Linked DNA regions of Homo sapiens: region 2 is linked to region 1. Evidence: chromatin contacts called from ENCODE Hi-C data. All regions are on one chromosome and are shown on one strand. Each heading gives the region's core, a stretch centred on a gene start or an enhancer-like site at or near the end of the contact. The rest is flanking DNA. Distances are from core to core; before and after follow the strand shown.

The links. A loop is a pair of places that touch in the nucleus more often than their neighbours do. Pooled maps may share reads with other maps.
Region 2: a loop to region 1 is called in a pooled map, with 1.9 times the contacts of the local background. The contact joins the enhancer-like site here to the promoter of C6 in region 1. A Hi-C loop is called at or near these places in 1 of 50 pooled maps.

Annotation. Positions count from the first base shown.
Region 1 is chr5:41,210,824-41,217,685 of GRCh38, forward strand. It overlaps C6 (complement C6), which reads right to left and starts at 2,709. Exons shown (of 18, transcript NM_000065.5): 1 at 2,553-2,709.
Region 2 is chr5:41,329,341-41,336,945 of GRCh38, forward strand. The region is part of intron 2 of PLCXD3 (phosphatidylinositol specific phospholipase C X domain containing 3); the gene reads right to left. Among named protein-coding and RNA genes, the nearest start is that of C6, 120 kb to the left of the region's middle. RefSeq lists a silencer at 5,434-5,483. Within about 2 kb of position 5,536, at least 6 of the 41 ENCODE cell types and tissues checked have a DNase peak (open chromatin) inside an H3K27ac peak, as active enhancers do.

The DNA.
Region 1 (6,862 bases), core at 1,459-3,958:
TGTGGTGATTCCTCCAGGATCTAGAACTAGAAATACCATTTGACCCAGCCATCCTGTTACTGGGTATCTACCCAAAGGATTATAAATCATGCTGCTATAAAGACACATACATACATATGTTTATTGTGGCACTATTCACAATAGCAAAAACTTGGAACCAACCCAAATGTCCATCAATGATAGACTGGATTAAGAAAATGTGGCACATATACACCATGGAATACTATGTAGCCATAAAAAATGATGAGTTCATATCCTTTGTAGGGACATGGATGAAGTTGGAAACCATCATTTTGAGCAAACTATCACAAGGACAGAAAACCAAACACTGAATGTTCTCACTTATAGGTGGGAATTGAACAATGAGAACACTTGGACACAGGGTGGTGAACATCATACACCGGGGCCTGTAGTGGGGTGGGGGTAGGGGAGAGGCATAGCATTAGGACATATACCTAATGCTAAATGACGAGTTAATGGGTGCAGTACACCAACATGGCATATGTATACATATGTAACAAACCTTCACGTTGTGCACATGTACCCTAGAACTTAAAGTATAATAAAAAAAAATGAGGGGCTTTTTTTCCCACTCCACTTGCAAGCTGATTCTAGTTCGTCGGTAAGTAACTCGCCTTTCCTGGTTTTCCTCAGCAACACAGAACCACAGGGTATTGGGACAATAGTAGCCAGATAGAATTTAAGTCGTGATCAGACATATAATGTGAGTCCCAAACATTTGGGAGCTGAGGCTCCCAAATAATGTGAAGCTTTCCTTTCAACCACTAGATAGACTAGAGAAGCCACTCCCCTATACCCTTCACCCTTGCCCCCCACTGCCAAAATTGGAATTTTCTCATACAGGGACCTTTTCAGCAAGAAAAACTAAATAGATACTTTGTTGTTGTTTTTTTTTCTTATTAGATGTTGGACAAGACAGATATCTTCCAGAATATTTCCTCAATTGTAGAGAAAACAAATTCTTAAAGCTTCTGGTGAAATTTTCATGTAAATAATTTGGAGAAGTTAAATTGCAAGAGATTACTAATTCTCAGTTCTCAGCAGACACTGTCTTTTAACTTCCAAAAGCTTGAAAGGTATGGGTGAGTTTTATTCCAATTATCATCAAAAACTGCAAAAACAGAACCCTTATAAAATATTCTGATCGCTCTTTAAGCTATAACTGTTCTGAGGCAATATGGAGCCTGATATAAATTAAGATGGTAACATTAAAACTTATTTGATGAGGTACTAATGAAAGAGCTAATTGGTAGCTTTTCTTTTTTAATATTCTATTATTAGGAATACAAATTGTTTTATGTTAAAACAATTTTATTTTTATTTATTTATTTTTTTGAGACAGAGTTTCATTCTTTCACCCAGGCTGGACTGCAGTGGCAGGATCTCAGCTCACTATAAACTCAGCCTCCTGGGTTCAAGCAATTCTCTGCCTCAGCCTCCCGAGTAGCTGGGATTACAGGCCCCTGCCACCACACCCAGCTAATTTTTGTATTTTTAGTGAACTCGGGGTTTCACCATTTTGGTCAGGCTCGTCTTGAACTCCTGACCTTGTGATTCACCTGCCTCGGCCTCCCAAAGTGCTGGGATTACAAGCGTGAGCCACCAAGCCCAGCAACAATTTTTAATCAAATAAAAATAATTACTTCTCTGAATTTTTTTGTTATGATGGCCTAGCATATTGTATTATATGGTTTCTTATTTATTAATTTCCACATCTCTAGGCATTCTGGAGGTATCTAAAATTACACACAGGCATTTTACCCATTACTGTACAATTTTCATACAAACATAGAATAAAAGAATGTTCGGTCAATAGAGGAAGATAGGAAAAAAGTCTTCCACTTCAGTGCCATCGTAGAAAAGCAGAAATTCTTCAGTTTTCTCATAGTTGCCATCCCCTCTTGAGTTTTCCAAAAATCAGTGATCCCATTGAACCATTGATGATAGCTTTATGAGCATTTAGAGAATTTCAATTAAAATGAAGCCCATCTTATTCTAACCTGTCACTTTCTAATGTATTTTACTCACATGAACCATTTGTCTGCAAGGCAGTTCAGCATATCTTACCCAACAGATTTCTGAGGATGCTCTAGTTTATCCCCAGCTATAGGTTCTTCCTTTACATCTCCATGTAAACTTACTGAATTTCTTATTTCTTATTATTTTTTTCTGTGCATGCCCAGAGGCTCAAGAAATGAGCCTTTCTATCTTTCTACCTTTACTATCGCCAAGGTAAGCTGGGTAGTCCAGGTGCATGACTGACCTTGGCTAAAGAGTATGTTTGCTTTACTTTTAACTAATTTAACTCATAGAGAAACTTGATCTCAAATGTCCTCTGGAATGACATTTGTTTAAAAAACATGACCTCTGGTTCTTTTCAGATTTAAACAAAGCAATTATAAAAAAGAAAGACAAAGAAATGGTTATAGTCTGAGTTACATATTTTTATGCATGAAATTGTAATTTTGTTGGAAACATGATTAACAATTTTGAAATATTAAGATTGAAAATGAAATCATCATATTACTCACCTTTAAGCAGAGTTTGTGGTGTCCTCGGACCTAAGCTGCAAATTATTGGGGAAAAAATAGGTATGCAGAATGAAGAGGGTATATATGTTAATCCAAACAAAGCTTCTTTTCTTATTGCTAGCTAACACAAGGCAATGCTGTCATATCCCAGAAGCCTAGCAACACCTAGAGGGTTGTCAAAATAAATGTTCTCTGGAACTTGAACTTTGCAAATGATTACACCAATCAGTAGTAACCCTGAAACTCTGGGTGTTGGATGTTACACAGAGTCCTGAATTTTCAGTGAGTTTTCAATTCAAGGGCTATTGTAGTAGCTATTGCTACTGCATAGAAATCTCTCTTTCCATTTTAAAGAATCCTTTAGATTAATTGCTTAAAATTGCTGCCCCCCTTAGGAATGTATAGATTCTTAGTTTTTGATTATAGAATAGTTATTGGTAACTATTTAAGAAATGTTTTTGGAGACAATGTGATTGTGTATGTAGAAAATTCAAAAGAATCTACAAACATTAGAATTAATAAATGAATTTAGTATGATTTATCAACACAAGTTTATTATAGTAAAAAGTGTTTCTATATGCCAGCAAAACCAAACAGAAAATTTAATTTGGAAAGAATTAAAATAGCAATGATCAAATGGGCTCTTTATATGTAATGATGATTACGCTTCTCTGAAATGGTTGCAATTTAACTTTAGATTGAAGTAAAATGGATTTCATCCTAAGGTGAAGCAGAACAAAATAGTGCAATAGAAAAGAAAAAAAACTATAGGGACTGAGAATGTGGATACATATTCTAGTCTTGTTTCTGCACTAAGCAGCTACCAGCTATGTGAGCTTCAATAAATCACTATACCTCATTGGAACACTGGTCCCTCATTTGTAAAACAAGTGTTTTTCAAACTTTTTTCAAAGCAGTAGAAAACAACTAAAACAAATATTCCTTAGACAGCTTAGATTTTTATCACATGGTGGGAAATGATGATCTCAGCAAGTCTAAAGATTACTTGAAACACAGCTGGGAACCCACCACTCAAAGGTCACATAGTTTAATATACATGGTAGTAACTTTCCCAAGGCCAGAGTAAGTCAGAACTGGAATACAGATGATCTGATTTCCAGTCTTTTTTCTCTCTCTTATACTACATTGAGATTTTAAAGATTGAAATTTGGGCCTAAAGAGAAAGTAGAGTGGTGTGCTGCAGACCAGTGTTGAAGCTAGTTTGGGGCTGGGATAGCAGCTTCACCCTTGATTACCTGAGAAGATAAACAGGAAAAGAAATATTTGGTGATTGGACAAGAATATATGTCATTTAATTTGCATATTTCTTTCTTTAATTGGTCTTTGAGGTCCTAAAATAAAATTCATTTGTCCTGAGTTCAAGGTGTTTGGAGCTAAAGGCAAATACTGGAAGTCATAATACAGAGAGATGCAAAGTTAGGTGCCAGTAGGATGAGCTTAAAGAGGACTTTATTTGTAATGTGGGCTATGAAGAGGACAGAGAAGTAAGATTGTATGCTGTGGCACTGGAAAAACACAGGTGGAGAGAGTTAAGGATGGTAAGGGGAAATCCTTGAGATGGAATGCGAATGTCTGTGATCCAAACACTAGAATTGACCCAGCACCAACTAAGAATCTAGAATCTTTTCAACAATGTATTTGGGTTCTCCATCTTGGGTTCTTTTGGAAGGTTAAATGACATATCTCACTCATGAGTCCTTTTTCTAGAGCAGGGATTGGTAAACTAGCCTGATGCCCGTTTTTGTAAATAACGTTTTATAGGAATAAAGTCACACAATTGGCCATTGTTTATGGTTGCTTTTGTGCTACAATGGTAGAGTTAAGAAGCTGGCAACAGAGGCTCTCCAGCCTGAAAAGCCTAAAATATTTACCGTCTGGCCCTTATAGGAAAAGTTGCAACCCAGAGAGAAATATTTCTGGTCTGATACATACAACAAAGTGTCCAGTGGCTTTGGGAAGTAGAAGTAGGCTAATTGGGACTGATGAGTAGGTGATTGTTTCAGAGCTAGGAATTGAATACTTGTGTGCAGTTGTGCTCAGGTCTGACTCTGTGCATGCAAAGAATATAGGTGTTCTCTAAACAATATTTAGATGTGTGCTGCTGAAAAACAAAGTCTGCTATGAAGTTTACTGGCACTGGCTGAGTTGCTTCAGCAACTGCAGGCCTTCTGAAGTTTTGGCTGGTAACACAGAAGACCTTCTCACACAAAATCTCCTATTTTCATAAGGTAGATAGTTGCTATTGACTGACCAGTAGAAAGCATATAATTGTAAAAAAACAGAAGGGTGCAGGAGAAAATGAGGGCCAGGACATGGAGAGTTAAGATGGAGCAATTATCATTTTACCAGAAGGAGAATATGTATTCTGTTAAAAACCATTATTCCTCTTTTAATGATAATAGATTCATAGCCAAATGGTATTTTCTGCCAAGAAAATAACCACAAATATAAAATAATGAACAATGGAAGCTGCTATCTGAAGGCTTTTTCACATGCTAAGTATTCACATGCCAACTTATCATTATAGCAAAAGTACTATAATTTCTTATTAGAGCCAAGGCTAATGACCCCATCTATTTCAAAAACTCTTCAGAGTGTGCTTTGTCAGTCAATATGTGAGTAGATAAAGTGAAATGGCAGATTGAACTATTTCAATTGGGGGATCATAGATCAAAACTCTCAAATATGGAGGAAACAGAAGGTATTTTGGACCTCAGGCTTCCACACTCTTTGTGTCTTCTCTTTCCTACTAAAATTATTAGAAAGATAGTCTAAATTGACTGCATTTGATGTTTTGCCATCTACTCCTCATTCACTTCACTCTTTGAAATCTATGTGATAAATACAACCAGCCTACACCAACTATTCTCTCAATGACCACCATTAACCTCCTAATTGCCAAACTGAATGACCTCTTCTAAATCCACTATTGGCTTCCTGGACAAAATATAATACATGTGTTTCTCTGAACACTTAGGAAATTCCTCTTCTGCCTTCCTCTATGATTCTCTTCCTACACCCATCTAGGATTTTATCCTCACCCCTTTTCTTTCATTTGAGATTTCATCTACTTCCATGGGGTTATTGATCACCTTTGTATTGATTGCTTCCTAGTCCACCTGTCTTAGTATTCTAATGTTCAGACAGATAATAGAAACATCATATCACAGAGATCACATCCTCACTCCCTGACTCCTCCTATCCTTTTAGATGCTAAATACATGAGGCAATTTTATCTTTTATTTAGCTTTTATCTTTGAAGTATCTCTTCTATGCATTCCTCATTTTTCCACCTTGCCATCATGTCTATGGCTACAGTTCCACTTCCAGCCATTATGAAACCATACCTTGAAGATTGCATCAGTGGCTTAGCTGGTCTCTGAGCTTTAGAACTCCTCCTGTAATTTCTTCTAATCTACTCTGCAAGGATACTCTAGAGTTCACCTCTCAGTAGCACAACCCTATTCAAAATCTCAGTGTTATTCTTTTAAGGAAACCACGAAATTAGCTACAGAGTCCCAGTCCCTAATATTGGAAACCTTGAGCAATTTTATTCCATATTACCCTTTAGACTCATTTTCTCTCCTTCATTTTGCATAGTCCACCATCTAGCCAAATTGGATAACTTGCTGATCCTCAAAATGGCCTATGGTTTCTCTTGCCATTATATTTTTTCCCTTGAAACTTTTTCTTCCCCAATCACAAATGTAGTGTATTGTGTACCTCTTCTTTGGGGGCCATTCCAAATGTATTTCCTTCTTAAATTTTTTCTACATTTCACAATCATTTTCACACTTTAGATCAGATGCTACATGATTCCTCCACCCTTTAAACATATGAATCTCTTTTTACCTTTCATATGGAACTCACTTACTATTGCCGGATATTATGATCATTGTGTGCTTTATTATTGCCCACTCTTAGTCCACTTAATAGATTCAAAGTTCCTTTATACTGAGCCTGAATAATATTTATCTTTATATTTGATAAACATAAAAGTTAAATCAATGTTGATTGAATTGAGTTGTCTACACACAAAGAGTTTGTGAGAAAATTGCTGAATACGCCTCTACAAATGTGCCCTTAGCTAAATTCCACTATGTAGATTCTCATGTGTTTGGCAATAAGAGGTAACAATCTTTCATATAGCAAAATGCTCCAAGAATTGCTTTTATTTATGTGTTTGTTGAGTTGTTGAACAATGCATAATGATGATATTAAATGGAATAAACTCTTTGGTGATTCTTTGGAATGGAAAGAAAATGAGCTACAATTTAGTCTCCAAATCT
Region 2 (7,605 bases), core at 4,286-6,785, 120 kb after region 1:
AAGCTCTTTGAGGGCTGTTTTCCTACTGTTGTAGCCTGGGTGCTTAGCACAGTGCATGGCACAGGCTAAGGACTCAGTAAATATTTGCTGAATAAATGAACAGGCTTTTTGTTTAGAAACAAAGTTTACTTTTAGAACAGAAGTATATGCAGTAACATAATTCATAAAAATGCTACTCAGTATTCCTCATGTGGCTACTGCCACAGATTTTAGTTTGTGGACTCACTGCTTTTTTGCTGAATAAAAGTAATTTTTTACAAAAAATATTGACTTGAAGAATTTTAACTTTTACAAATTTTCAAATTGACCAGTCAATTTGAAAGGTGCCTTTCCTTGTGTTGTACATATAGTGTCAGGAGGTTCTGTGCTAATGATAATGAAAGCAGTAATCATCATCATCATCTTTATAAGAGTAAAGTTTATTAGAATTAATTTTTTTATATAATCAGATGTATTTAATCTATTTTATTATATATTAATTATTAATTATAATTATAGTTGATTATCATTTTATTAATTAGAATTAAGTTTATTAGAAATGTATTATAAATCCATGTCAAATTCTTTTTTAAGTATATGTATTTGTGTATATATAATACCTTTATAACAATTGTATTTCATATATGCTACTTCTCTAACACCTCTAAACTTATATTTTACAGTTATGGGCGAACAATTGTGGATAATAAAAAATTTGTGTCTTTTAATGAATTTGTTTTGAATGCATTTAATTTTCAATGAAGTGTATCTTTTATTGAATGAAATAAATTTCCAAAATCAATTCATTAATTTTTACAGAACTCTCTGATGCACTGGGGGATAAAGATTATTATAAAAATGTCAATGATAGACCGCTAGCAAGACTAATAAAGAAAAAAAGAGAGAAGAATCAAATAGACGCAATAAAAAATGATAAAGGGGATATCAACACCGATCCCACAGAAATACAAACTACCATCAGAGAACACTACAAACACCTCTACGCAAATAAACTAGAAAATCAAGAAGAAATGGATAAATTCCTCGACACATACGCCCTCCCAAGACTAAACCAGGAAGAGGTTGAATCTCTGAATAGAACAATAACAGGATCTGAAATTGTGGCAATAATCAATAGCTTACCAACCAAAAAGAGTCCAGGACCAGATGGATTCACAGCCGAATTCTACCAGAGGTACAAGGAGGAACTGGTACCATTCCTTCTGAAACTATTCCAATCAATAGAAAAAAAGGAATCCTCCCTAACTCATTTTATGAGGCCAGCATCATCCTGATACCAAAGCTGGGCCGAAACACAACCAAAAAAGACAATTTTAGACCAATATCCTTGATGAACATTGATGCAAAAATCCTCAATAAAATACTGGCAAACCGAATCCAGCAGCACATCAAAAAGCTTATCCACCATGATGAAGTGGGCTTCATCCCTGGGATGCAAGGCTGGTTCAATATATGCAAATCAATAAATGTAATCCAGCATATAAACAGAGCCAAAGACAAAAACCACATGATTATCTCAATAGATGCAGAAAAGACCTTTGACAAAATTCAACAACCCTTCATGCTAAAAACTCTCAATAAATTAGGTATTGATGGGATGTATCTCAAAATAATAAGAGCTATCTATGACAAAGCCACAGCCAATATCATACTGAATGGGCAAAAACTGGAAGCATTCCCTTTGAAAACTGGCACAAGACAGGGATGCCCTCTCTCACCACTCCTATTCAACATAGTGTTGGAAGTTCTGGCCAGGGCAATTAGGCAGGAGAAGGAAATCAAGGGTATTCGATTAGGAAAAGAGGAAGCCAAATTGTCCCTGTTTGCAGATGACATGATTGTATATCTAGAAAACCCCATTGTCTCAGCCCAAAATCTCCTTAAGCTGATAAGCAACTTCAGCAAAGTCTCAGGATACAAAATCAATGTACAAAAATCACAAGCATTCTTATACACCAATAACAAACAGAGAGCCAAATCATGAGTGAACTCCCATTCACAATTGCTTCAAAGAGAATAAAATACCTAGGAATCCAACTTACAAGGGAAGTGAAGGACCTCTTCAAGGAGAACTACAAACCACTGCTCAAGGAAATAAAAGAGGATACAAAGAAATGGAAGAATATTCCATGCTTATGGGTAAGGAGAGTCAATATCGTGAAAATGGCCATACTGCCCAAGGTAATTTGTAGATTCAAGGCCATCCCCATCAAGCTACCAATGACTTTCTTCACAGAATTGGGAAAAACTACTTTAAAGTTCATATGGAACCAAAAAAGAGCCCGCATCCCCAAGTCAATCCTAAGCCAAAAGAACAAAGCTGGAGGCATCACGCTACCTGACTTCAAACTATACTACAAGGCTACAGTAACCAAAACAGCATGGTACTGGTACCAAAACAGAGATATAGACCAATGGAACAGAACAGAGTCCTCAGAAATAATGCCACATATCTACAACTATCTGATCTTTGACAAACCTGAGAAAAAAAAGCAATGGGGAAAGGATTCCCTATTTAATAAATGATGCTGGGAAAACTGGCTAGCCATATGTAGAAAGCTGAAACTGGATCCCTTCCTTACACCTGATACAAAAATTAATTCAAGATGGATTAAAGACTTAAACGTTAGACCTAAAACCTTAAAAACCCTAGAAGAAAACCTAGACATTACCATTCAGGACATAGGCATGAGCAAGGACTTCATGTCTAAAACACGAAAAGCAATGGCAACAAAAGCCAAAATTGACAAATGGGATCTAATTCAACTAAAGAGCTTCTGCACAGCAAAAGAAACTACCATCAGAGTGAACAGGCAACCTACAAAATGGGAGAAAATTTTCACAACCTACTCATCTGACAAAGGGCTAATAACCAGAATCTACAATGAACTCCAACAAATTTACAAGAAAAAAACAAACAACCCCATCAAAAAGTGGGCAAAGGACATGAACAGATACTTCTCAAAAGAAGACATTTATGCAGCCAAAAAACACATGAAAAAATGCTCACCATCACTGGCCATCAGAGAAATGCAAATCAAAACCACAATGAGATACCATCTCACACCAGCTAGAATGGCAATCATTAAAAAGTCAGGAAACAACAGGTGCTGGAGAGGATGTGGAGAAATAGGAACACTTTTACACTGTTGGTGGGACTGTAAACTAGTTCACCCCTTGTGAAAGTCAGTGTGGTGATTCCTCAGGGATCTAGAACTAGAAATACCATTTGACCCAGCCATCCCATTACTGAGTATATACCCAAAGGACTATAAATCATGCTGCTATAAAGACACATGCACACATATGTTTATTGCGGCACTATTCACAATAGCAAAGACTTGGAACCAACCCAAATGTCCAACAATGATAGACTGGATTAAGAAAATGTGGCACATATACGCCATGGAATACTATACAGCCATAAAAAATGATGAGTTCATGTCCTTTGTAGGGACATGGATGAAATTGGAAATCATCATTCTCAGTAAACTATCGCAAGAACAAAAAACCAAGCACCGCATATTCTCACTCATAGGTGGGAACTGAACAGTGTGAACACATGGACACAGGAAGGGGAACATCACACTCTGGGGACTGTTGTGGGGTGGGAGGAAGAGGGAGGGATAGCTTTAGGAGATATACCTAATGCTAAATGACGAGTTAACGGGTGCAGCACACCAGCATGGCACATGTATACATTTGTAACTAACCTGCACATTGTGCACATGTACCCTAGAACTTAAAGTATAATAATAATAAAATAATATAAAATAAAAGACAAAAACAAACAAACAAACAAACAAACAAAAACGTCAATGGCTTGTGACTGCCCGTCCCAACCCAGCCTAAGAAATGAAGGCTTCATTGATCTGCAAAGTTTAAAATAATGATCATGGATCTTTCTTCCTTTGAGCAACTGAGCCCCCACAGACCAACTAATTAAAGTCAACTGTGACAGATTTTCAAATGTGTTTTCTTGTCAGTCTTGTCATTTTTGAAAGTTTAGAAATTTCACTTGAAAATGTAAAGAAGAGAATGACAACATGAAAAGAAACTCTTGCCCAGAAGGTTAGTATTTCATACACTGAAGCATTCAGTGGTAAAAGGCAGGGTCTTTGCATCTATAGGTTAAAACAATGGTGAGGGGTTCAAAATAACCTCAGGTAGACAAATGTGTGTCATAAATCATAGCATCTGTAAACACAAGGCTTATGGTTTTTGCTAAATTCATCTCTGTGTAGGAAGCAGCATATCTGATTTATGTCTGATGAAAACAGTTCATTTAAAAAATATTTTTCCCCTAAAATTACACTCAGAGAAATAATTAAGTCATATGAATTATCTGAAAAACAATACTCTAGCAAGCAAGTCTTGAGCTTTTAGGTGACCTGGGATTTCCTGAATAGGGCTAAAGTCCTCCTAAGTCTTACTATGTCCTTCATTATGTATTTTCAGAACTAATTTATTATAACTATTTAGGTGTAAAACAGAAAGTAATTAAAGGCACAGCTAAAGAAAACATTAATCTGAATTTTCCCCTTGTTGCTGCAAAAGGAAAAAAATCCCCTCACCTTGACTTTCCCAGATTCTCTGCCCAAATCAAATTCAAACCCCATTTATAGCTTGATAAAGACATCCGTTTGACAAATATTTATAAAGCAACCCTTATTTGCTAAATATTATTCTGTGTGCTGAGGACACAATGGTGATCAGAAACAAGCACAGCCTTTGCTGAGAGATTTATTTTTAAAACCAACAAACAAAAACAATCACATCAACTGAATTGATGTTAAAAATTTGAGTTTTGGTCCTGACTAGAGTAGAGTAATGTACTTTATTTATAATCTTACATAAATTATGCAAACCTTCTGAGTCTCAATTTTCTCCATTTGTAAGATTAGCAATGATAATACTTTGGGGTTACTACAAGGATCACAGTCATGCCACACCACCTCACTGCCAACACATACCCAGGTGACAATATCTTTGATACTATTACTCAAATGTACTCCAGGGTCATTCAAAACTACTCAGCCACAGCCTTGGGTACAGTCATATTTTGGGAGATGCAGGATTTGCATAGAAGAGCTGCTGTTGCACCAAAAATATTGGGCACAGGAACTGACCAAGCCTCACCCTCATCCTAACGACACTGGATGTTTTCAGTTTTCCAAGTGGAAAATTCCAAGCCCTCAGAAGTACATGGGACATATCTCATCTTATTTACATGCCAAGAAGGTTGTTAGTTTAGTTTAGCTTTTGTTTTGTTTAACAAAAAGTAATGCAGACAAATCAAAGCAAAATATGCCATCCGTTTCCTTTGATAATGGCAACAGCAGCCCTTATTTTTGTTGTGGCAAGGAAAACCATTAAAAATCCATTTTCAATTAAAATAAGTTCATATAAACTACAAGAAAAAATGGTGTTTAAGAGTTCATAAAATGCACTCTGTCCTCAGGCTCATCGTTTGCTCCAAGTCAGGGTTTCAAAATGAGTCACAAACCCTGCCAGGAGACAGAATGTGAGCACAGCCAGCCCTTGATGGGGGCCTCCTGGCGTGCAGGGACTATTTTGTCTTCTAGTTTTCCAGGGGAATGAAAGAATAAAGAAAGCTTTGCAATTTTTAAACAAAGAGACCCTTCTGTATGTTAATAAGATTTCGATTGCCAGGAAACAGACAATGGGTTTTCTTTCAAGGGCAGAACTCTTCTGTGTGGGATCACATGTTCTCACTTCACAGTTTCTTCCTCGGCACAAGTAGCCCCTCACTCAGTGCAAATGCACGGGGAATTTGGGTACTCAAAGCTCAAAAGCAATTTACCTTCCTCAAAGCAGACAGTTTCTATCGCTAGCACTGTCCTTCCTTTCCCTTCTTTGGAAAAATTTCCATTTGATAAGAAAGAGCTGTGATGAAAGGAAGTTTTACATTTCTGATTTTGCTTGGAGCAAATATCTCAAGGACTATCTAGGTTTATCCTTTGGCTCTCAGTAGTTAGATCCACTTAAGAGTTCTGGATCTAGTACTATTAGAGGCAGTAATGTTGAAACCCACAACACAAATCAATTACCCTTAATCCATAGTCACATGAGTTAACAAAAATGCTACTTCACTGTTGGCAGGATCGTTTTATTAATCCAGGTTTAGTATTGACTACCTACTGCTGATTGGAAGTTCTAGCGTATTCTGTGTGTCTTTAATTTTAGCAATGGGAAAATAAAGTATTACTTTAAAAATATGCATTTATTAAGAAGAGAAGGGCTTTGTGGAGAGAAATAGGGAAATAGGTCCTTGATGGTGAGATCCTGGAAACTGCTGGTCTCCATGGCATTCATACATTTGCTCATACTGTCAACAAGTGTTTATTGAGTACCCATCATGTGGCATTTGTTGGGGTGGATACAGGGATGAATCAGATATGGTCCCTGACTTGACTATGGGACTAGTTCCAGAATTACTTGAAATCCTACAGACAGAAATTGCTGAATTGCTCTGAATAGCCTTGCATGGAAACATAGGAAAAGGAGATGTCCATAAAGCCTCCTTTGGCTTCATGAACTAGCTGTTTGTCTCTTTATTGGCACACATTCCAATTCTAAAGGAAATGTTCCGTGGACTCTCACAAATTCATGAGGCTAAATAAAAACTACTCCCCAAGGACTCATAAGTAAGTGAGTATTTATCGACTTTTAATGGACTCCCTCCAATCGATTCAGGAAGATCAAGAGCTTTGGAATCAGACAGAGTCATATTTGAGTTATAATAACATGTGGCCTTTGGAAGGTTATTTAACTTCCCCAATTCTCATCTTCCTCGTTGTATAATGACAATAATAATGGTACTACTTCATAGTGTTTTTGTAACAATAAAATGAAACAATACATTATAGATAGGTGGTATGGCATAGAGGATAAGAGTGAAGACTTTGGAGCAGAGTGTCTGAATTCAAATCCTGGGTAAGTCACTTATGTAAGAGAATAATAAAAGTGAATAGTAAATTAAATGAAATAAAGCATATAAAATTTCGTAAAATACCCAAGAGATAAGAACTCAATGCAGGTTAATTGTTACTCCATTATTAGTGTTAATGCTTCAAGTGCTTAGAACATAGACAGTAAATACATGTAGTTACTTTCATTTTTTCTAGTTCTGAGTGACTTCAAGGCAGGTGACTGAACTCTATTCATTCAGGTATGTAGTGAATGCTTGTGATGAGCCTCCCAGAGCTTCCCTTCCAGATGGAGAGTGCTCATTCTTCTAGCTTCTGAAAGTGTTGTTGGCTGTCAATTCCCAACTAAGTTTCTGTCTGAGAATTGCCCTCGGCAAAAGAAAGCCACCTCACTCAATGCCACACATGCTCTTTGGAATAACTTGCATGCAATGATTGATGTCTGGGGAGGGGTGGGAGGAGAAATCTGAAGATCCCCCACAGCTCCTGCAGTCTTGGCTGAGGCCTTTGTTCTGACTGCATCACAGTCCAATTTCTTCCTCTACATAGTTCTGTTTCCTGTACTCTCCCATAGGTGTTGATCCCAAGAGAATTCGAGAGTAAACCTTCTGCACACAAATCTTGGTGTCTTAGAGTCTGCTTTCTGGGAAACCCA